Linked DNA regions of Homo sapiens: region 2 is linked to region 1. A link is an interaction called in ENCODE POLR2A ChIA-PET data of the cell type or tissue named here. Cell type or tissue: IMR-90. All regions are shown on one strand. Each heading gives the region's core, and the rest is flanking DNA. Links, peaks and the distances in the headings are about the cores only. Region 1 overlaps EYA3 (EYA transcriptional coactivator and phosphatase 3). Region 2 overlaps STX12 (syntaxin 12).

Region 1 (15,390 bases), core at 1,632-5,631:
CTGGAGGGTCAAGAGCCCCAATTATGTACAAGACACTTTGGGAGGAAAGAAGACTACCTTTTCCCCCTGCCATTGGTATAGCTGGTGCCCCAAAACTTCCACCTCCCTCCCTGGCTACCTCTAAAATGACTGGTATAGGTGCTGCCCCACCCCTTAGCTCCCCTATCCTGGGCTAGGAGGCCACAGGGGCTGTCCTCTAGAATTCTTCCTTCCCTCCCCCACACCATTCATTCAATTCATGAAACAAATCTTTGCCAAGAGCAGTTTATGTGCCAGGAACATCATTCTGTCCTTGCAACCTGGAACAAGACCAGCTACCAGCCTAGCTTCATCCGCTACTTGCACCAACCAGTCCCGGGTTAGATCCCAAATGCTAGAAGCCAGGGATGCCCAACTCTGGGTGGCCCCAGTCAGAACCTCTGGGATCTCAGTGAAGCTGGCCTGGCCTCTGCTCCTGCTCTCAAGGGGCTGCTTTTCAACCAAGAGCCTTGTGAGCCTGGTCTGAGCCTTGCACAGCCACTGAGTATTTTTTTTGCCTTAGCCAGTGTACCTCCTACCTCAGTCTATGTGAGAGGAAGAGAATGTGTGTGCCTGTGGGTCTCTACAAGTGACAGATGTGTTGTTTTCAACAGTATTATTAGGTTATGAATAAAGCCTCATGAAATCCTCCAACCTAGTCTGTGTCATCAAACGAAATCCCCTATGGAGTTCAGAGCCTGAACTGGAAGAGATCAGGGACATAAAATCTACCTCTCAAAATCAGTCAAGGTCCACGAACAGAGAGAGGGCTGGCTTAGGTGGGGTTTCTCAACCTCGTGTTTGAAGTTTCAGGAGCTGGTGAGCCAGCGTGGGGTAGACAGCTCAGCTGGAGATCAGAATCCAGATCTGGGCTGACTTAGTGCATCCTCTTCAACACCAGCTCTGCTGCTGGGCCCAGCAGGAGTGGCCACAGACACATTTAGGGCCAAGAAGTGAATATAGTTGCCTGGTGAAGAAAGGTCTTTTTGCTGGGAGCTCTGAGAGGTTAAGTGATGAGGTGCCTCAGGGGATGTGGATGTGGTGGGTGATGGTGCTGGGGAAGTGGAACCTTTTGCTGTTCTAGGAGGTCCATGGTTTGGAGAAACGGGACAGAAAAGTCAATTGAGATAGAGAAGAAAATGTTCTAGTCACTGCTGTGATGGGATCCAGGATAGTCTCAGCTCTGTTACTATTCTGGTGGAGACACAAAAACCAGGATAAGTAAAACATTTAGTATATCAGATAGTGTTAAGAAGTGCTAAAAGAAAAAGGGAAAGGGATAGGGAGAGAGAGTAAGTATTTGTGTGTTGGGGGTGGGAATTACAACTTTGTATAGAATGGCTGGGGAAGGCCTTCCTGCAAAACCGGTAAGCTGGTTAGCAGTGACTTGGGTGTGGCCTATAAATGTCACGAGAAGGAGCAGAACCTGGAGTCACTGGTAGCTTGAACCACTGTGGTGGAAGGAATGATGCAAACAGAATTCCACCGGATGAATAAGCACTTGTAACCACTCTGTTGGCCTGGAACTAAAGATGACCCAGAGATGAAGGGTGGGGGCAGGGAGAGGATCTGAGATGATGCTGGTGACTTTTACATACAAGCAATGGTTAGAGGCAGAAAGGATCCTGCAGATCATCCTGTCTAGTGATTTTCAGGCTTTTGAATATCATGTACCTATAAAATGGCCAACATGGTTGCAACTTAATTTTAACAAAAAAGGGCATTAAAAACTACCACCATTTGGCTGGGCATGGTGGCCCACGCCTGTAATCCCAGTACTTTGGGAGGCCAAGGCGGGTGGATCACCTGAGGTCGGGAGATCGCGACCAGCCTGACCAACATGGAGAAACCCCATCTCTACTAAAAATACAAAATTAGCCAGGCGTGGTGGCGCATGCCTGTAATCCCAGCTACTTGGGCGGCTGAGGCAGGAGAATTGCTTGAACCCGGGAGGCGGAGGTTGCGGTGAGCCAAGATCGTGCCATTGCACTCCAGCCTGGGCAACAAAAGCAAAACCCCGCCTCAAACAAAACAAAACAAAACAAAACAAAAAACTACCACCATTTATTTTCATCATCTCATAAAAGGATGTACCAATCTTAGAACAAAGACCATTCTTCTAATTGAATACATGTAAACATACACACACACCTGAAATTGCAGGAAGAGATGGAGATGTTTATCTACTCTGTGCTTGAAATCAATGCCTCTAATATTTGTATTTATAACTGAGTAGGGATATAGCAGCTAACGCGTTTGCTTCAACTAATGTGCACCTAATGAGGAAAACATTTAATAACTAGAATAGGCAACTTCCTCTTTTCTGGGGAATTTTTGGAAAAATACATCTTATAGTCTGACATGTATGGTACTTGGAAGCTAGAACCCAATTCTGATTTCCTTCATTGGACTAAAAGGCAGAAAGGCTTTGTGACTGTTTTCCAGACCAGAGGGATACAGCCAGACCCAAATCAGAGAAATGAAATGAGAAAAAGTAGTTGATGTGACAGGAAATCAGGGCAAATCAAATGAGGTTTGGTATCAGTTTGTCAGTTTTATCGCTTTTGTGGTTTAAGTGCAGTGCAGCAAGGTACTGATTTCTCTCCTTAATAAATTTCAGCATATTTGGAAGTGAATGAAATCTTTTCTCACTCCAGTTCTAAACTTTAAAAGCAATATATTTTAGAAACAATACATTCTCCCATACAAATTATTTTAAAATATTTTCCCATGTATATTTATACCAAATGGTTTGTTCTTACTTTTTTGGTGAAATGACCCAGTTACTGAAAGGGTGACATCTTTCTAATGAACTCTTAGAATTTTTATGAAGCCATAATTAGGACCCCACACAGCTGGGCAACTGTGCTGATCCTATTCAGAAAAGACACAGGAGCAAACTATAGAAAATAAAAACTTTATTTTTTTCAAGTTTATAAGATAGTTCCCATTACATATAACATTACGGTCACGGATTCTACAGCCACAAATGCCCGCAGTCACATAAATATATCCAATCCAATCAATGCCTTTTCCTGCTAACAGAGGCATCTGAAGTTCAGAGGGAGAGTCGCATTTTGAGTAGAAGTCGTCCTTAATGGGAGGGCTCCTGTCAGTGCATTAGGAACTAGCCAAGGAGCCTTGCTTGCCAGAGCTGTCTGACTCAGAGGAGAGGAAGGGACAGATGGCCTGCTGACTGGGGCTGAGGCAGAACTAGATTTTCTCTCTTGTGGTTTAAGATATTTTAGAATCTCGGAATTCAGATCCTATAGTGTGAATATCTGGGGAGTTCTAACTTCTGGATGAAAAAGGAAACCAATTTAGTGGTAAGAAATAGAAGCCTGCTTAAGAGGGACCCTAACTGCCTCCTTGAGGAGTAAGGAGTCAGAGGAAGACCCTAAGCTCACCATTCCTTGGCCCAGACCATTGCTCTACCCCATACTCCTCTCCCCTGTGGTTCAGTGACACTGACAACCATTCAAGGTAGTAAACATCTAGAAGCTCCACATGCTGCAGCTAGAGTTTGCAAGTCAGATTCTATTTGGAATTTTAAAGCTGAGTTTGTGTAAACTGCGAACAAGCTGTGGCATCAGTCTCTTGGGACAACTCACTAGCTTTACAGAAGACAGGAACGCCGCAAATCAAACAAAAGCCCAGATGGGCATCTAAATCTGGAGCAGGTGTCCATTCTTCTGGACACTACCAGCTGCCCCAGGGGCACTGGACAGGGTGATGCTAAGGCACAGTCAGTTTTACATTCGAAAGTCAAGCCACCTCCTCAACCCAAGACACACCTCACTCCAGATCTACTACTAGAGAGAGCCCTCACCGTGACATTACAGACCCATCCTGTAGAACCCACAGTGCCTGGCCAGGCATGGTGGCTCATGCCTGTAATCCCAGCACTTTGGGAGGCCAAGGTGAGCAGATCACCTGAGGTCAGGAGTTTGAGAACAGCCTGGTCAACATGGTGAAACCCCATCTCTACTAAAAATACAAAAATTAGCCAGGCGTGGTGGTGGGCGCCTGTAATCTCAGCTAATCAGGAGGCTGAGGTAGGAGAATCGCTTGAACCTGGGAGGCGGAGGTTGCAGTGAGCCGAGATCATGCCACTGTACTCCAGCCTGGGTGACAGAGCGAGACTCCATCTCAACAACAACAACAAAAAAAAAAAAAAAAAAAAAAAGAGAACCCACCATGCCCAGCTAGGGAAGGACTCATCATTTGGCTAATTTCATGAGGACTCTAATGAAGAGGGTCTCCCCCTTGATGAATGGACCCACAGTGTCCTTTGGTCCTCAGCTTCTAACAGCTCTTAATCCTACCCACTTATTTTCCTTTCCAGATTTTTGTGTTGGGGTGGAGAAAAAGGCAGGGTAATTACAGAGAGCACTGTGTTCCCTGGACAATTCATTTTGGCAAACAGCCAAGAAGCTCCTGTTTTCTCTCTTCCATTTAAATGAGGGTGGCAACAACCAGGAATGAGCAAAGACTGCTCTGCTCAGCCTCCTTACCTCTCTTGGCCAAGTTCAAGTTCCTTTTGGAAAGAGCTAAGCTAGGAAGTCAGAGTAAGAGGAAAAAGGCCAATGATAAAAGTGAGTTCAAGTTACATTCTAAAATAAAGAGCTCCCAAAAGGGTGGAGAGGGAAGTATCTGTGTGTGTGTGCTTGCGTGCATGGTGGGGGTACCACTCCGCAGCCTCACAAACCTGAAGCGCAGCACAACAGCCGTGGCCTTTGTCCAGGACAAAAACCCAACAGCTATACTGCATAGGGGGAGGGTTTGAGGCCTCAGAGTAAAACCTAGAGCTTCCTAAGATCAACCATCAAACAAGGCAGAGCAGCATCTAGGCAACTATGCTGAATACAGACCAAGGGAAGGCCTACCTCACACTACATCTCCCTCCTCCCAACCCCACAGGAAACAAGGCCAAAGAGGCAGCTAAGTAAAGGAGCACTGACTTCAGCTACTCAGCAAAAACTTACTCCTTAAAATCACGAGTTATGAGCGCTTTTCAATGAGTTCTGAAGGAATGTGTATACCAGCCTCTCTCTCTTGCTATCTGGGTGGCCTGGCATTGGAAGGAGTCTTGCCTCTTTGTGCTGCAACATCTCTGGAAATGGGTATGCAGAATCTCTGGTGACAAGCAATTATAGCTGGGGTTGGTCAACAATGCCTCCTTCTGCGGACCAATCCTGCATCTCAATCTGAGGTGCTTGTATCATCTCTCTCTGTGTAGCCTGGGAGAGGCTGAACTTCCTCAGCTCTAGGGAATTTTATCCTGCCTGAGTAGATGCCCAAATTGCTCTTGGAGGGATGGGGCATCCAACAATCATGGCTGGGCTGGAAGGCTGTGACTAGTGCCTGGGCACCCACCAATCTGCCCAGAGGTCGAGAGATGCTCCTGCATTTGGCCCAGGATTAAGTTTTGGGCCATGAAGTAGGGAATGATGCAGTACTCTCATTTAAATCAGGAAAGTCTGGCTGGGTGCAGTGGCTCATGCCTACAATCCCAACACTTTGAGAGGCCGAGGTGGGAGGATCGCTTGAGGCCAGGTGTTCAAGACCAGCCTTGGCAACAATGTGAAAACCTGTCTGTTTCTCCCTTCCCCCCACAATCAGCAAAGTCTTTCTGGTTTCCTACTTTAGAATGGGATTTGAGAAGCAGGGTTTTCCATGGGAAAATTTAAATACAGCAATCTGCTCTTCAGTTTCAGGCAGAGATCTGGGTAAATACATACCTGGGACATCCTTCATATGGCTTAGGGCTTCCACAAAGGAAGTCAAATACATTGGCAGTTTTGGCCAAAATGTAGTTATAAGCATGTTTTTAGATTTGATTTGAATTCTTGGGTCTAATACCCGGGGACTGGCCAGAGCTGCCTGGAGGTGGACATGAGGTGCAGAGGGCAGGAAAGGGGTAAGAACCTAGCATTATGATGACCAAGAAGGAAGAAGCTGCAGGGACGAGCATCTGATGGGAAATGGGTGCTTCTCTGCAGGGGGAATAGGTAGAACCTTTCGGTCTCAAGAGCCAAGAAGCTGAAATTCATAAGACACTTTAGTTCCTTCTCTCCAGTTTGGAAGCTAAGCCTCCTGTGATACAGTCTGAATGACAGTCAAGCTGAAGGAGTTTTTAGGGTTGTGCCATTTGACTAAAGGGAAAAGGGACTGGAAAGAAGACTAAGGCTTCTAGATGGGAAATGCCAAAGTTTAAGTTACTCAGTGTCCAGTGCCCCACAGTTCACCAGCTAGGAGATAGAAGAACAGGAAAGGTATCATCCTAGAGAGCAGACCACTGGAGCAGCTATAGAGGTGCTACTGCCACAGGGAGGTATTTTAGATATTTCAATTACTATTTTCAAGACTTTAAACACCCCTTCTTGCTAGAAAAAGAAAGTGGGGGAAACCTGCGTCAAAGATCAGACCCTTACCTATAAAAATAACATACACATTCGCTGGAAATAAGTGAGATTCTAAGCTAAGGAGACTCTAAGACTGCAAGAGATGTTATCATAAAAGTCTGCTGCATTTATCTGATCACCACAAGTTATCAGTAATTCTCAATCTGGTCATGGACTAAGAGTGCAACTCTGCCCCAGGAATTTCCTTTTCTTTTTCATTTTTTGAAAACAAAAAAACAAAAACAAAACACAGAAAAATTAAAAGCACTGTAGCTGCAGTGAGTCCATTGTTCTCTCTATCCAACTGTCCCTGCTTCTGTATGGAGATGAACACGGGGCTGCAGCTCACTCTTAGCAAAAATTGCAGCTGTTGGTTCTGATTGTGTTCTCGCCAGCATTCCATGGATAAAGACAGAGAGAGAGAGAGAGAGAGAGGCAGAGAGGGAGGGAGAGAGGAAGGGAGGGAGGGAGAGAGGGAGAGAGAGAAAGAGAGAAAGAGAGAGAGATAGAGACAGAGACACAGAGAGAGACAGACAGAGAAAGTTCTCAGTTGGTTCCAGTCTCCAGCTCCCTTCAGGAGTGAAAAGGAGCTCAAGGGGAAGGCTCCTCATTCCAGTTCTTAGAGAAAATCAAGCTCTAAAGCCTGGTGAAGGGATACTAGGTCTCCATGGTTTGTGATCCTCCAGAAAGGCATGTTGTGCTGGAAGAGAGTGGGAATAGCTGGTTAATCCAACTTCTTCTGAGAGCTTATATAAATATTTGCCCATACTCTTTCCTCAACACACCTCTCCCCAAGGTACATGGTAACCCTATCTATCCCTGCCTCATAGGGCTGTTATAATGATCAAATAATCATATGCATAAGGACCTTGTACATTGCACACTTTAGAAATGTGAGAAATTTTAAATAGGTTTCAGTGGTACTTTGTGCTTTTGAGAGATTACCTGTTCTAGCTATTATTTTGAAGACAGGGTCTTGCTGTGTCACCCAGGCTGGAGTGCAGTGGTGTGATTATAGCTTACTGTGGCCTTGAACCCCTGGTCTCAGGTAATCCTCTTACTCCAGCATCCTGAGTAGCTGGAACTACAGGCATTCCAGTTATCATACAGGGTCTTAAGGATCAAATAAAATGGCCCAGGTGAAAAATTAGTATTTGATATAAGATTATACTGTCTCATGGATGGTCAATTTCTTGTAAGTTTCAGAACTGCAACACCTAAATCTTATCTATGTCCAAGATGGAGAATGTACAGATCTGGGAAATAATAATCCCATTATATTATGTAGTCAAAATCATGTCCAGAAAACTGTGTGCTGTTCTGGAGGCCATATTTTACTTTTTATTTTATTTTGAGACAGGCTCTCATTCTGTCACCCAGGCTGGAGTGTAGTGGTATGAACATGGCTCACTGCAGCCTTGACCTCCTGAGCTCAAGTGATCCTCCCACCTCAGCCTCCCAAGTAGCTGGGACTAAAGGCATGTGACACTATGCCTGGCTAATTCTTTATTTTTTGTAGAGATGAAGCCTCACTATATTGTCCAGGTTGGTCTTGAACTCCTGGGCTCAAGCAATCCTCCCACCTTGGCCTCCCAAAGTGCTAGGGATTACAGGCATGAGCCACTGTGCCTGGAGGCCATATTTTTTTTTTTTTTTTGAGACAGAGTCTCACTCTGTCGCCCAGGCTGGAGTGCAGTGGCACGATCTCAGCTCACTGCAAGCTCCGCCTCCCGGGTTCACGCCATTCTCCTGCCTCAGCCTCCCGAGTAGCTGGGACTACAGGTGCCTGCCATCACACCCGGCTAATTTTTTACATTTTTAGTAGAGATGGGGTTTCACCGTGTTAGCCAGGATGGTCTTGATCTCCTGACCTCATGATCGCCCGTCTTGGCCTCCCAAAGTGTTGGGATTACAGGCGTGAGCCACCGTGCCCGGCCGATATTTTTAAATTAAATTAAATTAATTTTTTATATTTTTTGAGACAGAGTCTCACTCTTTTGCCCAGGCTGGGGTGCAGTGGTGCTATCTCAGCTCACTGCAACCTCCACTCCCAGGTTTAGGTGATTCTCATGTGGAGGCCATATTTTAAAGGAGGGCTTTGATAAATCCAAGTATTGGAAACCATGTTCTATGAAGCTGAGGAGATTAACTTTCCTATCATCTAGTTGAAACTGGTTCCAAGTTACTCAGAATATTGAGGTCCTAGAACACAGTTATTTTGGCATATACCCTAGTTGTTTTTCAAGACAGCTGCTCACACATAATATTTAAAAGGCTATTAACATACAGAAGAGGAAACCGACTTGTTATGTTCAAGAATGCCAGACTAGAGGCCAGGTGCAGTGGCTCATGCCTGCAATCCCAGCACTTTGGGAGTCTGAGGTGGGTGGATCACCTGAAGTCAGGAGTTTGAGACCAGCCTGGCCAAAATGGCAAAACCCTGTCTCTACTAAAAGTACAAAAATTAGCTGGGAGTGGTGGTGTGCACCTGTAGTCCCAGCTACTTGGGAGGCTGAGGTACGAGAATCGCTTGAACCCAGGAGGCGGAGGCTGCAGTGAGCCAAGATCATGCCACTGCACTCCAGCCTGGGCGATGGAGTGAGACTCCATCTCAAAAACAAAACAAAACAAAAAAAAGAATGCCAGACTAGTATGTGAAGGTAGAGAAATTTTTGCTCAGTGGAAGGGGGAACACCCTAACAGCTTGGTTGATCCCACGGTGGAATAGGCTACTGGGAACCAGTGTCCTCATCCTTGGGCATATTCAAGCAAGGACTAGAGAGACTTCTGTCAGAAAGGCTGCAGAAAATATCCTTCACAGAGTATAGGTTGAACTGGATAAAGTGCTAAGGCATTTTCCAATTGGTATATACTTTGTTTGTTTTTTTTGAGACAGGGTCTTGTTCTGTTGCCCAGGCTGGAGTGCAGTGGCACGATCTCGGCTCACTGCAACCTCCGCCTTCAGGGTTCAAGCAATTCTTGTGCCTCAGCCTCCCGAGTAGCTGGGATTACAGGAGTGCACCACCATGCCCGGCTAATTTTTATATTTTTAGTAGAGACGGGATTTCACCATGTTGGCCAGGCTAGTCTCGAACTCCTGACCTCAGGTGATTTGCCTGCCTCAGCCTCCCCAAGTGCTAGGATTATAGGCATGAGCCACCGTGCCCAGCCTCAATGGATGTATTCTGTTGTAGATGATTAAAGACATTAGCTCAGAGTTACCAACTCTGCTGATGAGTTGTTCTCTCCCCCATACCCTTCTTCAGACCAGGAAACATTGATGCCTACACCCACTAGTGTCTTTCCCAAAGAGGGCAACAAGAAGCACTTTAGAATCAAAGCTTCATAACATATGTGAAAAAATAAGGATCCCTGAATTGCTACATAAAGTGACAAATGAAAACATGAGATAATAATGCCAACTGATTACCAATCTCATAGTTTATTATAGTTGCTAAGGTTTCCACTTAACTGGATGAAGAGTATCAGGGCAGTTGGTTCTAGCTGGCAACCCAATGCCTCCATGTCTAAGAAATAGAGTTGCTGGAAGAAAATAAATTGGGATAGGGAGGGAAAGAACTTCTACAGATCCATTTAGCAGATGAGGATACTCAAAGAGGATAATTGTTCAAATTCACATAGCTGAGACACAGATGGGATTTTAAGTTCTATAGCCAAGACTCTTTCATCTATTGTTTCCTATATTAAGAAGGGGTGACCTGGGCCAGGCGTGGTGGCTCAAACCTGTAATCCCAGCACTTTGGGAGGCCGAGGCAGGCGGATCACAAGGTCAGGAGTTCGAGACCAGCCTGGCCAATACGGGAAACCCCGTCTCTACTAAAAATACAAAAATTAGTTGGGCATGGTGGCGGGTGCCTGTAGTCCCAGCCACTTGGGAGGCTGAGGAAGGAAAATTGCTTGAACCCAGGAGGCGGAGGTTGCAGTGAGCCAAGACTGTGCCACTGCATTCCAGCCTGGGAGATAGAGTGAGACTCTATCTCAAAAACAGAAAAAAAAAGAAAAAAGAAAAAAAGAAGGGGTGACCTGAAGTTGGGACCTGTATAGTGGTGGGGTTAACATCAGAACAATCTTTCCAGGGCTCAAAGGCAGGAAAGACTTTCTCTACAGAAACAGCTATTGGTTGTACTGTCTGAGAACTTGAAGCATGGAAAAGAAAGAATGATTAGCCTTTTTGCAGTCAAGTCTGATGCTTGAGAAGGCACTGTCTTTGAAGATGGAAGATGGGGCACATCTCAGGTTTAATGATGGGATCCCTGTAGAAGGGCTTAAAGATTTTAAGATTCTTGAGTGACAGGGAGGAAGAGGAAGGGATGGATCTAAAAACTTAAGAGGAAAAACTCCATCTGGAGAAAAAAAAGACCCTCTTTTTCTTTAAAGAAAAATGGGAGAGGAAGAAAGAGAAAATATTATAAATGCATAATAGATTGCTAAGATTTTGTAGTTTTTCCCATTTTTCTCATTACTCGATGTACAACCACATAGACTATTTTTCTTTACCATGGTTACCTGTTTGGCTGCAATTTCTTCATCTCGTCCATCTCCAATCACTACATATGTGACTTTCTTTCCAAACCTTGACACAATTCTCTCAAAGCAGCTCTCCTTACCTGATGAGAAAAAGAAATTTCCTGTTAGAATACTCTTCTCTTCTTTTCAAAACCAAAGAAGAGGGCTGCTGCTAGGTTCACCTGCCTGTGCTTAGGTGGACTAAGTGACAGCCCATGTAGTTTGCTTGCTGGGGAGTAGGGATGGGAGCTAGAGATCCAGTAGACCCTCTGCCCAAAGAATGTGAAGTTGTGCCATTAAAATAACTTGGCCGGGCATGGTGGCTCAAGCCTGTAATCCCAGCACTTTGGGAGACCGAGGCGGGCGAATCACCTGAGGTCGGGAATTTGAGACCAGCCTGACCAACATGGAGAAACCCCGTCTCTACTAAAAAACAAAATTAGCTGGGCATGGCGGCGCGTGCCTGTAATCCCAGCTACTGGGGAGGCTGAGGCAGGAGAATCGCTTGAACCCGGGAGGCGGAGGTTGCAGTGAGCCGAGATCATGCCATCGCACTCCAGCCTGGGCAACAAGAGCGAACTCTGTCTCAAAACAAACAAACAAACAACCCAAAAACTTATTTTAACCTTCACGTTGAGGGTGAAGTCCCTAAGATCTTAGTGTGAGGGAATTTCTATAAATGGGAAAGATTAATAGGTTTAGTGACTTGCCCCTAGATCACAAACAAGCAAGTAGCTAGAACTTGGGGCCCCTGACTCCAAATCTAGGCTCTGGTCATTGTGTCATAATGAATGAATGATTTTTGGGGTGAAATGTTTTAGGGTAGAAAAGAGAAGTGAAAACACAAGGCCCTGATTTCTTGTTAGAAACAATAACAAACAAAAAGCCATTTCCCTCCAATTCTTCATTTCCCAGAAACAGTCCTGGGTATAGGCCTTACGTCTTTCAGTGAGAGAACAGCCCCAGAATAGAACTGAGAACAGTGACCAATAAATATGGCATCAACATTTGTCATATCTGGAACCTCCTTACTTACTATACCTTGTAGTTGTAACCAAGATACTGCATCACTGAAATTGACCTTGGGAAATGGGTGATTTAAATCCATTTCTCAGAACTGCAGACAGTTTTGAGAAACATGGCAGTGTATCAAAACTCAAATCCCATCTGCAACCAACACCTAAAACATACACAGATCATACTGCTGTGGGAAAGATACTTTATTTGTATAAATAAAAAGAAGTTATATCCCTTGCTCTTTTTATCTCCCTGCTTCTGCCACCTTCTTCAGTTAAACAAGGTCCTAACTTTGGCTTTCTTCTTCATCCTGCTCTATTAACCTTCTTGTTCTTTCCCCTTGCCCAACAGAGTGACTTAGCACCAGGGTTCCTGTGTAAATAAGATAAAGCTGCCTCTTCCTCAAGACATTTGACTGCCATCTGCTGGAAAATCACTGTAATATATAAATATACAAATCTAAGATAACTGTAACATAATTGGCCAGAACTTATACTTCCATACGCAGAAGTCCTACTTGGCACAGAAGTTGTGCAGATATGTAACTGCAAATCTTTGACATCCTTAACCCAGTGGCACTTCAAAACAGACGGACTAGTCAACTGGACCAGACACTAGATCACTCTGGGCTCAGCTGGCCACTTACAATACAAGGCTTGGCTTAGGTGCACTTGGGTCTCTTTTAGTGCTAATATTTTACAATAGAATTGTCATGCCTTACATTCATATGAGGGATTCAATCAATGTTTGCTGAGTAAATTCATATTAATCTCACAAATGATTCAGTGGAGGACTGTAGTCCAGGTCTTATGCCTCAATTCAGTTCAAACATTAAACCATTCAACTAATAATAAATTCTTATTATGTTCATGGTGTTGAAGAGTTCTTTAATTCCATTTCACCCATTACAGCTTTACAAACTAAGCCAACCTCCACCAGATGCACAGTCTACTATGATCTGTCTGTAGCAAAAAACTTTTTTAAGTGAGTCAGTTTGACTTTCTTGTAAGACTCAACAAAGGCAGTAACTCATATTTTGAGGATAAGAACACAGACATTTTCACTGTCCTGGCATGCAATGATCAAGGATGAAATATACTCTGTAATGTCTCCTTTAAAAGGATTAAGAGGCCAAGAGAGTTATTAACAGCTCAAAGTAAAGAAGCAGCTCCATGAAAACAGGACTCACTCCAATACAGTTGGTAAAATACTTCCATTTCTGGATATGAGCTTTCCTGTTCAGGAGGATGAGGCCAATGATTAATCAGTTTACCATATGTCAAGCAATTGAAGCTGGTGAACTGTAAGATCAGCCAAATCTTTGGAGAATATTAGTCCCTGGGTTTTCTCTATTAAAATATTTCTAGCCAGGAGCGGTGGCTCAAGTCTGCAATCCCAGCACTTTGGGAGGCCTAAGGCAGGAGGATTACTTGAGCACAAGAGTTTGAGATTAGCTTGGGCAACACAGTGGGACCTTTTCCCTACAAAAAATTAAAAAATTAGCTGGGTATGGTGGTGGAACACGCCTGAAGTCCTGGCTACTCAGGAGGCTGATGTGGGTGGATCGCTTGAGCGTGGGAAGGTTAAGGTTGCAATGGGCTATAATCGTGCCACTGCACTCCAGCCTAGGTACCAGAGTGAGACCCTGTCTCAAGAAAACCCCCCAAAACAAAAAAAACTTCTGACATTTTCAGAAATTATTTTGAGAATTCTCTTTAATGTCCCCAAATCACAGAATGGCCATTAAGAGAACCATATTTTGCTATCATTTCAGAGGAAGTGAAAAAGTATTTCTTCTCCTTGCTCCCATTTCACAGTTCTGTGAAGAAAAGCCTCAAGCCTCCTACTGTGGTTACCATAGCACCAGATCCCACTGCAGCTTTGCAAATTAGCTCTGGATGAACTGAGACTGAGGAAAAATACCAAATAAGCACACTTACTGACAGAGGGAATGAGATCATTTCCATTAGCCTGATGAGCCTGCGGGTGCCAGGTCTCAGTATAATAAGCACTACAGAAAATCTGTCTTTCAGATGTGGGAGGCTCAGTGAGTGCTCTGGGTTCCTATGATATACATAAAGCAACCGGCAGCAGGAACAATATCTGAAGGGAGCGCTTTCATATATGTTCCCTTCCACCCAATCCCTTGTAAATGAAATAATTCAACCATACAAAAAAGCATGGAGAATTACCAGCCTTGACAACAAAGTGAGACCCCATTTCTACAAAAAATAGGAAAAGTTAGGCATGGCGGTGTGCATCTATAATCCCAAGCTACTCGAAAAGCTGAGGTGGGAGGGTTGCTTGAGCCAGGGAGGTCGAGGCTGTAGTGAGTCGTGATCACTGAACTCTAGCCTGGTGAGACCCTGTCTCAAAAAAAAAAAAAAAAGAAAAAAATGCCTACCACCAACGAAGCTTTGTAAAATCTTAACACTTCACAGTTGCTGTATTTATTTACTTATTTATGAGACAAAGTCTTGCTATGCCATCCAGGCTGAAGTACAGTGGCACAATCATAGCTCACTGCAGCCTCAAACTTGTGGGCTGAAGTGCTCCTCCCACCTTAGCCTCCAGAGTACCTAGGATTGTAGGTACAAGCCATCACACCTGGCTAATTTTTTTTTTTTTTTTTTTGAGACAGAGTCTTTCTCTGTTGCCCAGACTGGAGTGCAGTGGCGTGATCTTGGCTCACTGCAACCTCCGCCTCCCAGGCGCAAGCAATTCTCGTGCCTCAGCCTCCTAAGTAGCCAGGACTACAGGTGCCCGCCACCATGCCCAGCTAATTTTAGTAGAGACTGGGTTTCACCGTGATGCCCAGGGTGGTCTTGAACTCCTGAGCTCAGGCAATCCACCTGCCTCGGCCTCCCAAAGTGCTAGGATTACAGGCATGAGCCACGGCTCCTGGCCACACCTGGCTAATTAAAAAAATTTTTTTTGTAGAGATGGGGTCTGACTATGTTGTCCAGGCTGATCTCAAACTCCTGGTCTCAAGTGATTCTCCCACCTCAGCCACCCAAAGCCCTGGGATGACAGGCGTGAGCCACTCCACCTGACCCTTATAGTTGCTCTAGATTAAAAAAAAAAAAAAATCAAGACATTACAGAACAAAACTTTTCAAGTACTCCTAAAATGTAAATATTTTAAATCTTTATATAGATATTACATACTGTACATTTATCTGTCTGCAATGTTTTTTGTTCATCAGTTTTTCTTTTTTTTTGAGACAGAGTCTTGCTCTGTTGTCCAGGCTGGAGTGCAGTGGTGCAATCTTGGCTCACTATAATCTCCGCCTCCTGGGTTCAAGCTATTCTCAGGCCCCCGAGGAGCTGGGATTACAGGCGCACACCACCATGCCCAGCTAATTTTTGTATTTTTTGCAGAGATGGGGTTTCACCATGTTGGCCAGGCAGGTGATCCACCCACC
Region 2 (15,390 bases), core at 5,645-9,644, 150 kb before region 1:
TTTTTTTTTTTTTTGAGATGGAGTCTTGCTCTGTTGTCCAGGCTGGAGTGCAGTGGCGCAATCTCAGCTTACTGCAGCCTCCGCCTCCCTGATTCAATTCTCCTACCTTAGCCTCCTGAGTAGCTGGGACTACAGGTGCCCGCCACCACGTCCAGCTAATTTTTTTTGTATTTTTAGTAGAGACGGGGTTTCACCATATTGGCCAGGCTGGTCTTGAACTCCTGACCTTGTGATCTGCCCACCTCAGCCTCCCAAAGTGCTGGGATTACAGGCGTGAGCCACTGCGCCCGGCCAGATCTCATATACTTTTGACCACACATCAGTAAAAATCAAAAAAACCTTAGGAGAAAAAAAGGTAACACCATTTACATTAGACTGATTTTTGAAGTGAATCTGCTTTAGTGCCTACTGTGCTATGTCCATTTAAAAAATTTTTACATGTTCTGAAATTTTGTATTCTTGCAAGTTTATCTACCTCCCCCTAAATTTTAAAATATTTTATTGTTGTTATTTTTATTTTTAGCCCTTTCTCCTACGCATATTATTCTCCACCCTGTTCAGTATGGTTTCTGTTCAGGACTCAAACTGGAATGCAGATTTTCTTCAACCACTTTACACCCACTTCTTAGTTGAGACAGATTGCCAGAGTCCTATGTAATCTTACAGATTCTGTGGGTGTCAAAGGATGTTGCTTCTTTATACTGTGCTAAGGAAGCCCTTGTTTTGTGTGTCTGTGATGTGTTTCTGGATGACAGCAGCAATAATACCATCTACTTTCTAGGCAGAAGAGAGGCAAAGAGAGGAGCAGCTGGTCTCATTTGACAGGTAATAGAATTATTCATACAACCTGCTGGATAGTTGAGATGGGAATCTATCTCGTTATATTTTAATTTTAAAAATCAATGAAAAAATAGAGGGCAAAAATAAGGGGGCACCTGGAGTGGATAACATAATCCACAGAATAAAATTAAAAAGGCAAAACCATGGGCTTTTCCAAGCTCTTTGAGTTATTGGAAGGAGTAATTTCAAGGTGAATAAAAACTTCCAAGAAACCATTGATGTCTATGTGTTAAGCAGAGAGCTTGACTCCCTAGGAATAAGTATGAACCTACATGTCTACAGATTAGGAAGTCTAAGTCATCTTACCTCTAATGCAGATTTAAACCCATCAGAGTTCTTGGGTCTCTACTCATTTATAAAATGGAAGCAACTCATCCTTCTAGGAGTATTAAGAGGGAAACCAGACAATTTGTATCTGAATGATGTTCTTAACTTCTCCAAACTAATCACATGGAAGTGTATTTGTGGTATTAGTTCAGAACTTGATATGTTTTAGCATAGATACACATCCATCCCTCCCCACTACACTATGAGCACCTCAAAGGCTTGGGGACTCTGTCTTACTTAGTTTTGTATCTCTAGCACGAAGAGGACGTTATTTAAACATTGTAGGGGTGAAGTATGATTTATGATACTGATGGGAAAACACATAATAATGGAAAATTTCAAAGTGTTTTATATCTAGTATAATAAGTAATATGTTTTCCTTTTAAATGCTTGAAAATAAAGAGGCGTTGGGGCATGGTGGCTCAAGCCTGTAATCCCAGCACTTTGGGAGGCCGAGGCGGGTGGATCACCTGAGGTCAGGAGTTCGAGACCAGCCTGGCCAACATGGTGAAACCCCATCTCTACTAAAATACAAAAATGAGCTGAGTGTAGAGGCAGGTGCCTATAATCCCCACTACTCTCGAGGCTGAGGCAGGAGAATCTCTTGAACCCGGGGGGCGGAGTGAAGTAAGCGCCACTTCACTCCGGCCTGGATGAAAGAGCGAAACTCCGTCTCAAAAAAAAAAAAAAAAGCCAGGCATGGTGGCTCAAGCCTGTAATCACAGCACTTTGGCAGGTTGAGGCAGGAGGATAGCTTAAAGCCAGGAGTTTGAGACCAGCCTGGGCAACAAAGCAAGACCCCCATTTCTAAAAAGAATTTTTTAAAAAGTGTTATAACATTTCACTAGCTTTCTGTTAAGAGGGTTTTTTATGGATTGTTTTTTAATAGAGATGAGGGTTTTGCTATGTTAGCCAGGTTGGTCTTGAACTCCTGGCCTCAAGCAGTCCTCCTGCCTCGGCCTCCCAAAGTGCTAGGATTACAGGCATGAGCCACCGCGCCTGGCCTGTTAAGAGGTATTTAACCCAAAGCATAACCCCAAGGAAATTTTGGAAAACTAGGAGATGTGATTCTGTTGAACTAACTGGCAAAGCACTGATAGGTCACTTAGCTTGCTCTTCTCCACCCACTTAGTACTGAAGGTACTAATGCAGCTTGCACTTTGAGAGTGCCCTGGAAGATGATGGTGCAACATAATTCAATGAGTTCAAATCTCTGGCTACTTTCCTTGTCTGGCAAGCCCCAGTGAGATTACAGAGTATACCCCTAAATGGAAACAGCCAGGAGTCCCATCCGTCATAATTCTGCCACATGTCAGCTTTGCCCATGGAAGCTGAGTCTTTGTTTTCCTGATATCATCAGCTCTTTGCTTCTGGATATGAAGAATGTGGCCCTCCAAGACTTTATTGATAGCAGAGGACTGGAGCCCTGGTAATGTCTTTGCATAGGTTCTGCTGGCAGTAGAGATGTTGGAGATATGTCTTGTTATGCCTTTGAGAGGAGAAATCACCTAGTGTGCCTGTTTCCCTGCAGCCATGAGGAGTGGAACCAGATGCAGAGCCAGGAGGATGAGGTGGCCATCACTGAGCAGGATTTGGAACTTATTAAAGAAAGAGAAACGGCAATTCGGCAGCTGGAGGTGAGAGCCACGTCATGTTTTTTGTTTGACTCAGTGTGTCTGCAGGTATCTGAACTCCTTAGTTCACTTTAATTCTCTTAGTGATTATGAAAAGGCATAAAATGTGTCATTGTGTGATTTGTATTTTTTCTGTCTCAGTGTAATCATGGTGGGTTTGAACTACCGGTTTTTTTTGTTTTTTTTTTTATCTTGGATGGAATTTCGCTCTTGTTGCCCAGGCTGGAGTGCAGTGGTGTGATCTTGGCTCACTGCAACCTCTGCCTCCTGGGTTCGAGCGATTCTCCTGCCTCAGACTCTCGAGTAGCTGGGATTACAGGCATGTGCCACCACGCCCAGCTAATTTTGTATTTTTAGTAGAGACGGGGTTTCTCCATGTTGGTCAGGCTGGTCTTGAACTCACGACCTCAGGTGATCCACCCTCATCGGCCTCCCAAAGTGCTGGGATTACAGGCGTGAGTCACCGCTCCTGGCATGAACTACTGTTATAATGGCATTGGCCTTGGTGCCCAGGAGTACTCAAATCCTTTCCTCAATCACCACATCTTATACGGATCACCACATCTTATTTCTCCTGGAGAAATGTACATGGAGAACAGAACAAGGCAGACAGATATTTTATTGCTCATTAGAACTTTGACCTCAAATCTCAATGCCAACCTCCGGGTTAGGCAGGACTCCATGGAGAGCCCCTTTGCTTAGTCTGAAGAGCCCAGAATAAAGGCAGGCCAAAAGTCTTGCTCCATTTTTGTATATCCTAAAGTCTAATCCCAAGTTGTACATCTTATCCCTTCAGTGAGTCAGAGAAATAGGAACAGTTTTTGAGGTGGAGGTTGAGGGAGAAGTCTGTAGGCCTTTCTTACCTAACTGAGCTTTCAACTTTAATTTTGCACAGTGACTAATAAAATATCCTTTTTTTTTTTTTTCCGAGACTAAGTCTTGCTCTGTCGCCCAGGCAGGAGTGCAATGACACTATCTCAGCTTACTGCAGCCTCCCTCTCCTGGGTTCAAGTGATTCTCCTGCCTCAGCCTCCTGAATAGCCGAGACTACCAGTACGCACCACCACACTCGGCTAATTTTTGTATTTTTAGTAGAGACAGGGTTTTGCCATTTTGGCCAGGCTGGTCTTGAACTTCTGACCTCAAGTGATCTGCCTGCTTCAGCCTCCCAAAGTGCTGGGATTACTGGCATGAACCACTGTGCCCAGCTAAAATATCCTTAAACCTGAGTTTTCTCCAGTTTAGTTTTCTCCGAAGGTAGAAGGCTGCCATTGCTGGGATCAGGGGAGGAGAAAAGGAGAGAGGGAAATTTTGAGCTCTTCCTTGGCCTCCATCTGTAGCAGTGGTTCTGAACTGTGAGTGCACATGAGGATCACCTGGAGAAGATTTTTTTTTAATGCCCCAGCTCTCATCCACCACTAATTACCTGATGGGATAATGTGAAATTCCTGTTTATTATATGTTAAAAATGGGCAAATATCCATTATTTTATATGGTTCAAACTAATAAATCATAATTTCTGGGCGTGAGGCCCTGGGCATGGGTATTTTTTTAAAAAGTTCCCCCAGGTGATTATAATATGCAGCCAGGGTTGAGACCCACTGCCCTAAAGGCCATCAATGTCTGTTTTTATCTATTTATTATTTATTTTTTGAGTCAGAGTCTTACTCTGTCACCCAGGCAGGAGTGCAGTGGCGCGTTCTTGGCTCACTGCAACCTCCACTTCCTGGGTTCAAGCGATTCTCCTGCCTCAGCCTCCTGAGTAGCAAAGATTATAGGTGCCCGCCACCACTCCTGGCTAATTTTTGTATTTTTAGTAGAGACGAGGTTTTGCCATTTTGGCCAGGCTGGTCTTGTCTGTTTTTAGATGGGATAGTTTATCCTTAAGTTATGATTATTTTATTGCCTTCAAAAATGTCATATCTTTACTCTTTTTCACCTACTGCTACTACTAATTGAATTAATTGTCTAACATTAGAAATATGGCTAAGTGCAATGGCTCATGCCTGTAATCCCGGCAAGTTGGAGGCTGAGGCAGGATGATTGCTTGAGCCCAGGAATTCAAGACAGCCTGGGCAGTGTAGCAAGACCTTACCTCTACAAAAAATAAAAAATTAACCGGGTGCTGTAACATGTACCTGTGGTCCCAGCTACTCAGGAGCCTGAGGCAGAAGATCACTTGAGCCCAGGAGATCAAGGCTGCAGTGAGCCATGATCGTGCCACTGCAATCCAGCCTGGGCAACAGAGCAAGACTCTGTCTCAAATAATAATAATAATCCTTCCTTCAAAGAAAAATTACTAGCCGGGCGCGGTGGCTCATGCCTGTAATCCCAGCACTTTGGGAGGCTGAGGCGAGTGGCTCACCTGAGGTCTGGAGTTCAAGACCAGCCTGACCAACATGGTAAAACCCCGTGTCTACTAAAAACACAAAAAATTAGCCGGGTGTGGTGGTGCATGCCTGTAATTCCAGCTACTGGGGAGGCTGAGGCAGGAGAAGTGCTTGAACCTGGGAGGCGGAGGTTGCAGTGAGCAATTGCACTCCAGCCTGGCAACAGAGCGAGACTCTGTCTCAAAAAAAAAAAAAAAAATACAGTTGGCCCTCGATATATTTAGGTTTCACATCCTCAGACTCAAGCAACCGTGGAGTGAAAATATTTAAAAAAAACTAAAAAATAATACAACAATAAAAAATAATACAAATGTAAAAACCAATACAGTGTAACAGTATTTTATATAACACATTGTATTAGTTCAGTACATTACTAATACAATGTAAGTGCTATGTAAAATAGTAATGTAGTATAAAATAGTAATGTAACATTATATAAGTAATATAGAGATGATTTAGAATATAGGAGAGAATGGGCACAAGTTATATGCAAATACTATGCCATTTTATATCAGTGACTTAGAGGGAGGGAGTCCTGGAACCAATCCCCCACGGATACCAAGGGACGAATGTACCGTTATAGCAAAGTGGAGTGAGACATATGGAGCTAAGGAAAGAAATGTAATGGATGCCAGGGTATAATGGATCATTTCATATTCAACAGAGGAAAGTCCAAATTCCTTAGCCTAGGTTCAATTTTCGTATCTAGTAATTTCCAAACTCTGACATACACATTCTATGTTATGGCAAAGCTAGGTTATTTGCTCTTTAACTGAGTTGCCTTTCTGTTCATATGACCTCTCCTTTGCTTTAAGGCACAACTCATGTCTTACCTCTTCTGCAGAGTCTTCCTTTTCTCCACACCTTTCTATACCATTAATTCAGCCATTTCCTATATAGTACTCTTCCTTCTTATTTATTTTATTGTGCACTTATTCCCCACGTCCACCCCAGTTAGCTGTATTCACAGCAACTAGCAGACTACCCCAACTATGGTAGACTCTTAGCAAGTGATTGAAATGCTGACAAGACTTGCTTTAGCAGATAGTCCACTATAGTAGACTCTTAGCAAGTGATTGAAATGCTTGCCAGGTTATGATTCCAATAACCCTTCAAACCTGGAAGGGAATTGCCCTCAAATTTCCATAGGGTCATGCCCCATATGAGCACCCCTTTAATAAGACAGGTTTCCATTGTCTTTCTTCTGCCTGATCATGAGTCAGAAAAACTCAAATATAGGCCAGACGTGGTGGTTCACACCTGTAATCCCAGCACTTTGGGAGGCCGAGGCAGGCGGATCAGTTGAGGTCAGGAATTCGAGACCAGCCTGGCCAATGTGGTGAAACTCTGTCTCTACTAAAAATACAAAAATTAGGGCCGGGCACAGTACAAGCTCACGCCTGTAATCCCAGCACTTTGGGAGGCCAAAGTGGGTGGATCACCTGAGGTCAGGAGTTCGAGACCAGCCTGACCAACATGGTGAAACCCCATCTCTACTAAATATAAAGAATTAGCCAGGCATGGTGGTACATCCTGTAATCCCAGGTACCTGGGAGGCTGAGGCAGGAGAATTGCTTGAACCCAGGAGGCGGAAGTTGCAGTGAGCCGAGATTGCACCATTGCACTCCAGCCTAGCAACAAGAGTGAAACTCTACCTCAGAAAAAAAAAATAGCCGGGCGTGGTGGTGCACGACTGTAATCCCATCTACTGGGGAGGATGAGGCAGGAGAATCACTCAAACCCAGGGGATGGAGGTTGCAGGGAGTTGAGATTGTGCCACTGCACTCCAGCCTGGATGACAGAGCAAGACTCTGTCTCAAAAAAAACAAGTAATAAATAAAAATAAATAAAAAGAAAGAAGGGACGGAGGCTGGGCGCGGTGGATCATGCCTGTAATCCCAGCATTTTGGGAGGCCGAGGCAGGCGGATCAGGAAGGAAGGGAGGGAGGGAGGGATAGAGAGAGAAGGGAGGGAGGGAGGGAGGCCAGGCACAGTGACTCATGCCTGTAATCCCAGCACTTTGGGAGGCCAAGGCAGTGGATCACGATGTCAGGAGTTCAAGACCAGCCTGGCCAACATGGTGAAACCCCGTCTCTACTAAAAATAAAAAATTATCCGGGCGTGGTGGCATGGGCCTGTAATCCCAGCTACTCAGGAGGCTGAGGCAGGTGAATTGCTTGAATCCGGGAGGTGGAGGTTGCAGTGAGACGAGATTGTGCCACTGCACTCCAGCCTGGGTGACAGAGCAAGACTCTGTCTCAAAAAAAAAAGAAAGAGAAAGGAAGGAAAGAGAGAGGAGAAAGAAGGAAGGGAGGGAGGGAAAAAAGGAAGGAAGGGGAGGGAGGAAGGAAAGGAAAGGGAAGGGAGAGAGAGAGAAGGAAGGAAAGAGAGGGAGGGAGGAAGGAAGGAAGGAAAGAAGGAAGGAAAGAAAAGGAAGAAAAAAGAAAGGGAGGGAGAGAAGGAGGGAGGGAGGGAGAAAGACCCAAATATAGGGGATTTTGCCAATGTTAAATTCTTCCACTGCTGTTAGGAAAACAAGCTGCAGTTCAGCCCACTGAGCTGATTTGTGTTTACCTTCTTTGATCAGAGCAGTAAATAGGTTGTAGTCCATTCACTTTGGAACTGCTATCCACAGACCATCAGCTTTTTGTCAGTCAGTTGGGAGTTACCATAGGGCATTGTCCAGTGATGACAGAATCCAGCAACTCCTCACACAGTTCCAGAGTCAATCCCAGGGGAAAAGAGGCTCCTTACTTGTAGCTCCTCCTTGCATTCCTCAGATAGCATGATCTTGTATAAACATTTAAATTCTGTAGTCCAAAGTCCCAGTGGTTGTCATCGGGAGGCACTCAACAGGCTTTTGTCACAAGGCCTAGCAGTCTCCACATAGGGCTATCACACCAAGAATTTGTCTATATCAGCACTCCAGCCTTCTGCTGTACTGTTTGGACTTGGGCGCTCTTACTGGTTCTCATGTAGCATGTCCCATTAATGTTGCTTGAAGAGTGAGTTTATGTGCCTTCTGTTTTACAATATTGGGTAGGCAGCAATAGATTATTTTCTGTTTATGGAGAAAGCATGCTTTGTAGAGCCTTAAAAACACACGTGTTAATAGCTAAAACTTTAGGTACGTGAGGGAAACAAATCTTCTAACATGTTGCTTAATGTTAGTTAATTGTTTTTTGTCTTCCTTAGGCTGACATTTTGGATGTCAATCAGATATTTAAAGATTTGGCCATGATGATCCATGACCAGGGTGATCTGATTGGTATGTATTATTGATACCTTTAACCTCAAGGTGAGTTGATAGTATTTGGCATGCATCTGTAATCCCAGCTACTCAGAAGGCTGAGGCTGAAGCACCATCTAGGAGTTTGAAGCCAACCTGGGCAACATAATGAGAATTTGTCTCTTAAAAAAGAAAGAAAGAAAGAAAAAGGAGTTAGGCTAGGCGTGGTGGCTCAGGCCTGTAATCCCAGCACTTTGGGAAGCCCAAGCGGGCAGATCATGAGGTCAGGAGATGGAGACCATCCTGGCTCACACGGTGAAACCCGTCTCTACTAAAAATACAAAAAATTAGCTACGCCTGGTGGCATGCACCTGTAGTCCCAGCTACTCGGGAGGCTGAGGCAGGAGAATCCCTTGAACCCAGGAGGTGGAGGTTGCAGTGAGCCGAGATTGCGCCACTGTATTCCAGCCTGGGTGACAGAATGAGACTTCGTCTCAATTAAAAAAAAAAAAAAAATGGAGTTAGTCATATCAGCTATAGAGTTAAAGTATGTTTAGGAATGCCGTTTTAAAAATTACCAAATTTATTTTTCGTAGCAATTTTTTTATGTTATCAAATGTAGAAGTTAAATGAGGCCTCATGAATACTCAGTCCCATTGACTTCTTTGTACATCTTTGTTTAGAGAAATAGCTCTCAGCTTCCCAGCTTTTATCTCAACAAACTTGCAAAATTATGGGGTTAGTAACCCTTTTTTTTTTTTTGAGACGGAGTTTTGCTGTTGTTGCCCAGGCTGGAGTGCGATGGTGCGATCTTGGCTCACCACAACCTCCGCCTCCTGGGTTCAAACAATTCTGCTGCCTCAGCCTCCCGAGTAGCTGGGATTACAAGCATGTGCCACCACGCCCGCTAATTTTGTAGTTTTAGTAGAGACGGGGTTTCTCCATGTTGGTCAGGCTGGTCTTGAACTCTCGACCTCAGGTGATCTGCCCGCCTTGGCCTCCCAGGTGGTGGGATTACAGGCGTGAGCCACCACGCCTGGCCAGTAACTCTTTTTTTTAAAGCTTTCTATGTGGAAATAATTTCGAGTTTATTAAAAGTTGCAAAAATAGGCTGGGCATGGTTGCTCACGCTTGTAATCCCAGCACTTTGGGAGGCTGAGGTGGGAGGATCACTTGAAGCCAGGAGTTCAAGACTAGCCTAGGCAACATAGTAAGACCCTGTCTTTACCAAAAAATTAGCCAGGCATAGTAACATGCACCTGTAGTCCTAGCTACTCAGGAGGCTGAGGTGGGAAGATCACTTGAACCCAGGAGTTGGAGGCTACGGTGAACTATTATTGTACCACTGCACTCCAGTCTAGGTGACAGAGTGAGATCCCGTCTCTTAAAAAAAAAAAAAAAAAAAAGGTAGCAAAAATAAAAATATTATAAGGACCTTCTTTATACCCTTTACCCAGATTTACCTCTTGTTAACATTCTACCCCATTTGCTTTATTATGTATTCTTTCTCTCTTTCTCTATGTGTATCTACATAATTTTTTATGAATCATTTATGGGTAAGTTAAATACTTCATAGCCCCCAAAAATTCATTGTTTTTTCTCCAAAGAAAAGGCTAGTCTCTTACCAAGGTAGTAACTCGATTTCATGGCTGGATAGTTTGGATAGTGGTAGTGAAACCAGGACATGTAACATCAGAAATCTGTTCAATTTGCAGTCTTAAAACATCTGAGTGTGTTAAAACATCCTCTGTCCTTCCTTTTGCAGATAGCATAGAAGCCAATGTGGAAAGCTCAGAGGTGCACGTCGAAAGAGCCACTGAACAGTTACAGCGAGCTGCTTACTATCAGGTAAAAGCGGGTACCAAAGAAAGTCACTCTGTGTTGCAGACTTTTTAGGCCATCAGAGTACATTGACATATTGAGAACAGCTACAGCCTTTGCTTAGGTTTAAGCTAAAGGAAAGTAGTCATAATTGCAGTCCCAGTTCCATTTTTATTATTTTCCTTTGCAGATAGATCTACAAAAAATAATCACACCTTGAATAAACTTATCAGAAGGCTAGTAACTGCAAAGCTAACCCTATACACTAATATGATACCTAAATCTGCTATGAGGCTGTTTTATATCCCGAACAGCTGAATGTATTTCAATTAGGATAGTAAGAAGTACAGTTAAAGTAGAAGACTTCATAGATTCTTTATGTTGAGTGTTGCCATAGAGGATGGACATAGAATCAACTTCGACTGCTATTTATATATGAATAAATAAGGATAATCATTCTGGAACTGTTCCTGTAAAGTGAAATCCTTCTACATGTTAGTTGAAACTCTGGTTTTTTTACTTATCCAAGTCTTTATCTCAGTGTACAAATAATGTGAATGAAGTCTTTCTCACTTCCCTTCAATTTGGTGTTGCATGGCTTTTTAGAAATAAATAGCATTTCATGTCCTTCGCCCACTTTTTGATGGGGTTGTTTGTTTTTTTCTTGTAAATTTGTTTGAGTTCATTGTAGATTCTGGATGTTAGCCCTTTGTCAGATGAGCAGGTTGCGAAAATCTTCTCCCATTTTATAGGTTGCCTGTTCACTCTGATGGTAGTTTCTTTTGCTGTGCAGAAGCTCTTTAGTTTAATTAGATCCCATTTGTCAGTTTTGGCTTTTGTTGCCATTGCTTTTGGTGTTTTAGACATGAAGTCCTTGCCCATCCTATGTCCTGAATGGTAATCAGTGTGGCGATTCCTCAGGGATCTAGAACTAGAAATACCATTTGACCCAGCCATCCCATTACTGGGTATATACCCAAAGGACTATAAATCATGCTGCTATAAAGACACATGCACACGTATGTTTATTGCGGCATTATTCACAATAGCAAAGACTTGGAACCAACCCAAATGTCCAACAGTGATAGACTGGATTAAGAAAATGTGGCACATATACACCATGGAATACTATGCAGCCATAAAAAACGATGAGTTCGTGTCCTTTGTAGGGACATGGATGAAATTGGAAATCATCATTCTCAGTAAACTATTGCAAGAACAAAAAACCAAACACTGCATATTCTCACTCATAGGTGGGAATTGAACAATGAGAACACATGGACACAGGAAGGGGAACATCACACTCTGGGGACTGTTGTGGGGTGGGGGGAGGGATAGCATTGGGAGATATACCTAATGCTAGATGACGAGTTAGTGGGTGCAGCACACCAGCATGGCACATGTATACATATGTAACTAACCTGCACATTGTGCACATGTACCCTAAAACTTAACGTATAATTAAAAAAAAAAAAAAGAAGAAATAGCATTTCAGTTGTTTTCCGTGTTCCTGGGATAGCTGTATTTTACCTGGGAGTGCTCGTAAAGAAATTCGTATTTAATAATAGTGTTTCCTTTAAAAACTAGGTGATTAATTTAGTGTCCAACAGTAAAGGAATAATTAAGTAAATTATATACATCCACTCATTGTTGCATATGGGAATTAAGAGATGTTTCTGAAGAGTTTAAACAGAAAAATGTTTATACTAAACATTAAGTGAGGAAAAACATCAAACATCATACAATGTGATCCAGTTATGTCAAATAATATACATAGATAACAAATCAGAAAGAAATACAAAAATGTTGACGGTATTATCTATGGGTGATTTTTTTTTCTCCCTCCGCTTGCTGTATTTTTTTTTTTACAATGAACATAACAGTTTTATACGTATTATAAAATGTTATTAAAATACACATGCACAAATAACTTATTTTATTGCAAATAATGCCTGGCAGCACAGGTATAGTTCCTTTGCAAAATTGTATGTGGGGACTTGGAATTAAAACTTTGAAACCTATACTACTCGGCTGGGTGCGGTGGCCCACGCCTGTAATCCCAGCCCTTTGGGAAGCCGAGGCAGGTAGATCACTTGAGGTCAGGAGTTCGAGATCAGCCTGGCCAACACTGGTGAAACCCCGTCTCTACTAAAAATACAAAAACTAGCTGGGCATAGTGGCACACGCCTGTAATTCCAGCTGCTCAGGAGGCTGAGACATTAGAATCACTTGAACCTGGAAGGTGGAGGTTTCAGTTAGCCAAGATCGCACCACGGCACTCCAGCCTGGGTGACGGAGTGAGACTCTGTCTCAAGAAAAAAAAAAACACCAAACAAACAAAAAACACTTGCACTACTACCTAGTGCTGCTGACTTAAGATTTCTGGGAAAGTCTGTGCATAATTTTGCATGGATAGAGTTAATCTTTAATTACAAGGAGGCAGATTTATGAAGCATTCTTAGAGTCTTACACATACAAATTTTACTTGTTTCATGAGTATCTTGTTTACATATTTCTTTCCTCAGAAAAAATCTCGCAAGAAGATGTGTATCCTGGTGCTTGTCCTGTCAGTGATTATTCTAATCTTGGGACTTATTATCTGGCTAGTTTATAAAACGAAGTGATTGCCTCCGATCGTTCTCCCGCTGAGCTGTTTTCAAGGGCAAGTGCTTGTTGAAGTCTTGCCAGAACAAACTGATCACAAGAAGACAGCATATATCAGAACGTCCTGTAATCATTTAGTTAGAAACTAACTACTAACTAGTCTTTGGAATTCGTGACCTATGGAGACAGTAATTATCAATTTATTGATTCTATTGATTTCTCAAATTAGGAATTAACTTATGTGGATTTTGCTTCCTCTTGTATTCTGATTGCCCTTCATCCCAAGTGTTTACTGAAAATTCCATTCTAGATATTCTTGTTTTGACAAATGACACTACAGTCTCGTAATATTGTCTTTTATGTATATACAAAATTTACCTTTTTACTAGCATCTGAGATAGAGTTACTTTCTGGTACCCAGTATATTGGAGTCTGTCAGAAACTCTATAATAGGCCACCAGTTTTTATTATTTAACATTTTTATTTGAATTTCTAAGAAGCCTATTCTCTATCTATTTTGAAAGATTTTGGCACTATATTTAATTGGAAGGTAAAATATTGTACATGTGATCCAGAGTAAATGAGAAGTCTCTATCTGAGCTGGTCAGTTACTGGAGTACATGTTACTAATCTGGGTTTAAAGTTTACTTCATTATCTGCTAGTGTCATCCACAGCAGTTCATCCTCATCCACACTAAGCCATCCTGTTAGCTTTTAAAGGAAGTTAATTTAATTAACATTAATATACTCTATGGGCTCCCTCTCCCACCTGTCTGCATAGAAAGGCAGAATTAGACATAGCATGCTTTGGAAAAGCAAATAGGAATTGTTGGGAATGATTTAATCTTGTTGTTGTTGTTGTTGTTGTTCACTTGTGGTTCTACATTCCTGGTGAATGATGAATGTTGCTGTCAAAGGGCTGCCCCCTACCTTATAAGGGTTGCTGGGCATTTGAAGGCAGGAAGATTTTTAAAGATAGATTGAGGTTGGTTTAAAATTATTCCTGTAAACCAACAATAAAGCAAAGAAGAGGTTCATTTTTGTAAATAACACTGGTTTCAAATAGTGATGTTAGACTTAACCTAATTTATAAACAAGAGATTAATATCTCCATGCATAGTTTTAGACAAAAAAAGATGTTTCAATAAAATTACTGTCTTGTAATATAAATGTTGTCCACTTCCCTTTTCCACAGGCCTAGAACAGTTAAAGGGAACATAATTTGTTTAGGCTCCCACATAAATGTGAATCTGGCCAACAACTTTGGTTCATCCTTTAGTGAATTAGAGGATTTGGCTACCCTGAGTATATTTATATTCATTTCTTCTGTTCTCCTTCTGTTATTATACTTAATCTTCTAAACTAAACTAATGTGAACAGTAGGGAAGCAAGGGCCCAAATGCATAAGTTTCTTTGCACTGTTGCACTTACTTAATACAAATAAATGTTTTTTAAAGCTTTTGTAGTATGTTTTTATGAGTTAACATCCTAATGTGGTAGGTATTAGGTAATGTGCTGTCATGAGAAAAATTGAGACTTCCAAGAAAACTGGACACCAGGTGAGGGTTGGTTTGGAGACGGAATAGGTGTAGCTGCCTTTCCTTGAAAAACAGTGTGTAGAGATGGCTGAGTGCAATGGCTCACACTTGTAATCCCAACACTTTGGAAGGCTGAGGCGGGAGGATCAGTATATCGGTACGTCTGAGCCCAAGAGTTCAAGATCAGCCTGGGCAGTATAGCAAGACCCCATCTCCATTTTTTTTTTAATGATTTTTTAATTAAAAAAAAGAACAACAGGATAGAGCTGTTGGGGTGGCACAGTGGCCCAAAGAGCAGCTTCAGAGATAATTCCTTGGTTCTATGATCCCTGTTTAACTCCAAATTACAGTCGGACTTGGATACATCATTTGTAACATTGTAGGAAAGAAAAAAGTCTTGGTTGTGAAAAACGATTTGCATTTGGGTAAAATAAAGTGACCATGCTTTTGTTCTGTAATACTGTGTGACCTGTGGTTGTTGTAATGGTGATCATGGAGAGCAAATATGAACTTGGCCTGGATTTTAAATGGCCTAGAATTTGTGGTAGTTGCCAAAGAGGTTCTCCTAGGTGGTCTTAATAAACCTATTCACAGAATTCTCCTTATCTGTGCCTTGATTATCATTGGGAGCATCACAATCTAGGACAGCAGTTTTTAACATGGCTTCACATTAGAAACTAAAAAAATACAGTGCCCACTTTGGCAGCACGTATATAAAATGGGAACAATAGAGAGAAGATTAGCATGGCCCCTGCACCAGGATGACTTGCAAATTCATGAATTCTCTCTCTCTGTCTCTCTCTCTGTGTGTATGTATATATATACTTTTTTTTTTTTTTTTTTTTTTGAGACAGGGTTTCACGCTGTCGCCCAGGCTGGAGTGCCGTGGCACAATCTCAGCTCACTGCAACCTCCACCTCCTGGGTTCAAGCAATTCTCATGCTTCAGCCTCCCAAGTATCTGGGATTACAGGTGCTCACCACAATGCCTGACTCATTTTTTAAAAT

Evidence for each region. Peaks named below come from ENCODE experiments on the same cell type or tissue, not always from the same donor. Only the 100,000 strongest peaks of a DNase experiment are listed, where the experiment ranks them.
Region 2: POLR2A ChIA-PET joins it to region 1 with 6 read pairs; 6 of 35 experiments call an interaction of 5 or more read pairs at or near these places.

Annotation. Positions count from the first base shown.
Region 1 is chr1:27,967,425-27,982,814 of GRCh38, forward strand. It overlaps EYA3 (EYA transcriptional coactivator and phosphatase 3), which reads right to left. Exons shown (of 18, transcript NM_001990.4): 17 at 10,950-11,050; 18 at 2,920-7,122. The coding sequence ends at 7,042. XKR8 (XK related 8) reads left to right here. Exons shown (of 3, transcript NM_018053.4): 3 at 1-669. Among named protein-coding and RNA genes, the nearest start is that of XKR8, 15 kb to the left of the region's middle. In IMR-90, for the core only: no CTCF peak of the experiment used is centred there; a DNase peak (open chromatin) is centred at 3,187; H3K27ac peaks cover 173 bases.
Region 2 is chr1:27,809,465-27,824,854 of GRCh38, forward strand. It overlaps STX12 (syntaxin 12), which reads left to right. Exons shown (of 9, transcript NM_177424.3): 5 at 782-825; 6 at 2,699-2,804; 7 at 8,387-8,459; 8 at 10,186-10,268; 9 at 12,767-14,979. The coding sequence ends at 12,865. It also overlaps the pseudogene RNU6-1245P. Among named protein-coding and RNA genes, the nearest start is that of PPP1R8, 14 kb to the right of the region's middle. In IMR-90, for the core only: no CTCF peak of the experiment used is centred there; a DNase peak (open chromatin) is centred at 7,917; H3K27ac peaks cover 283 bases.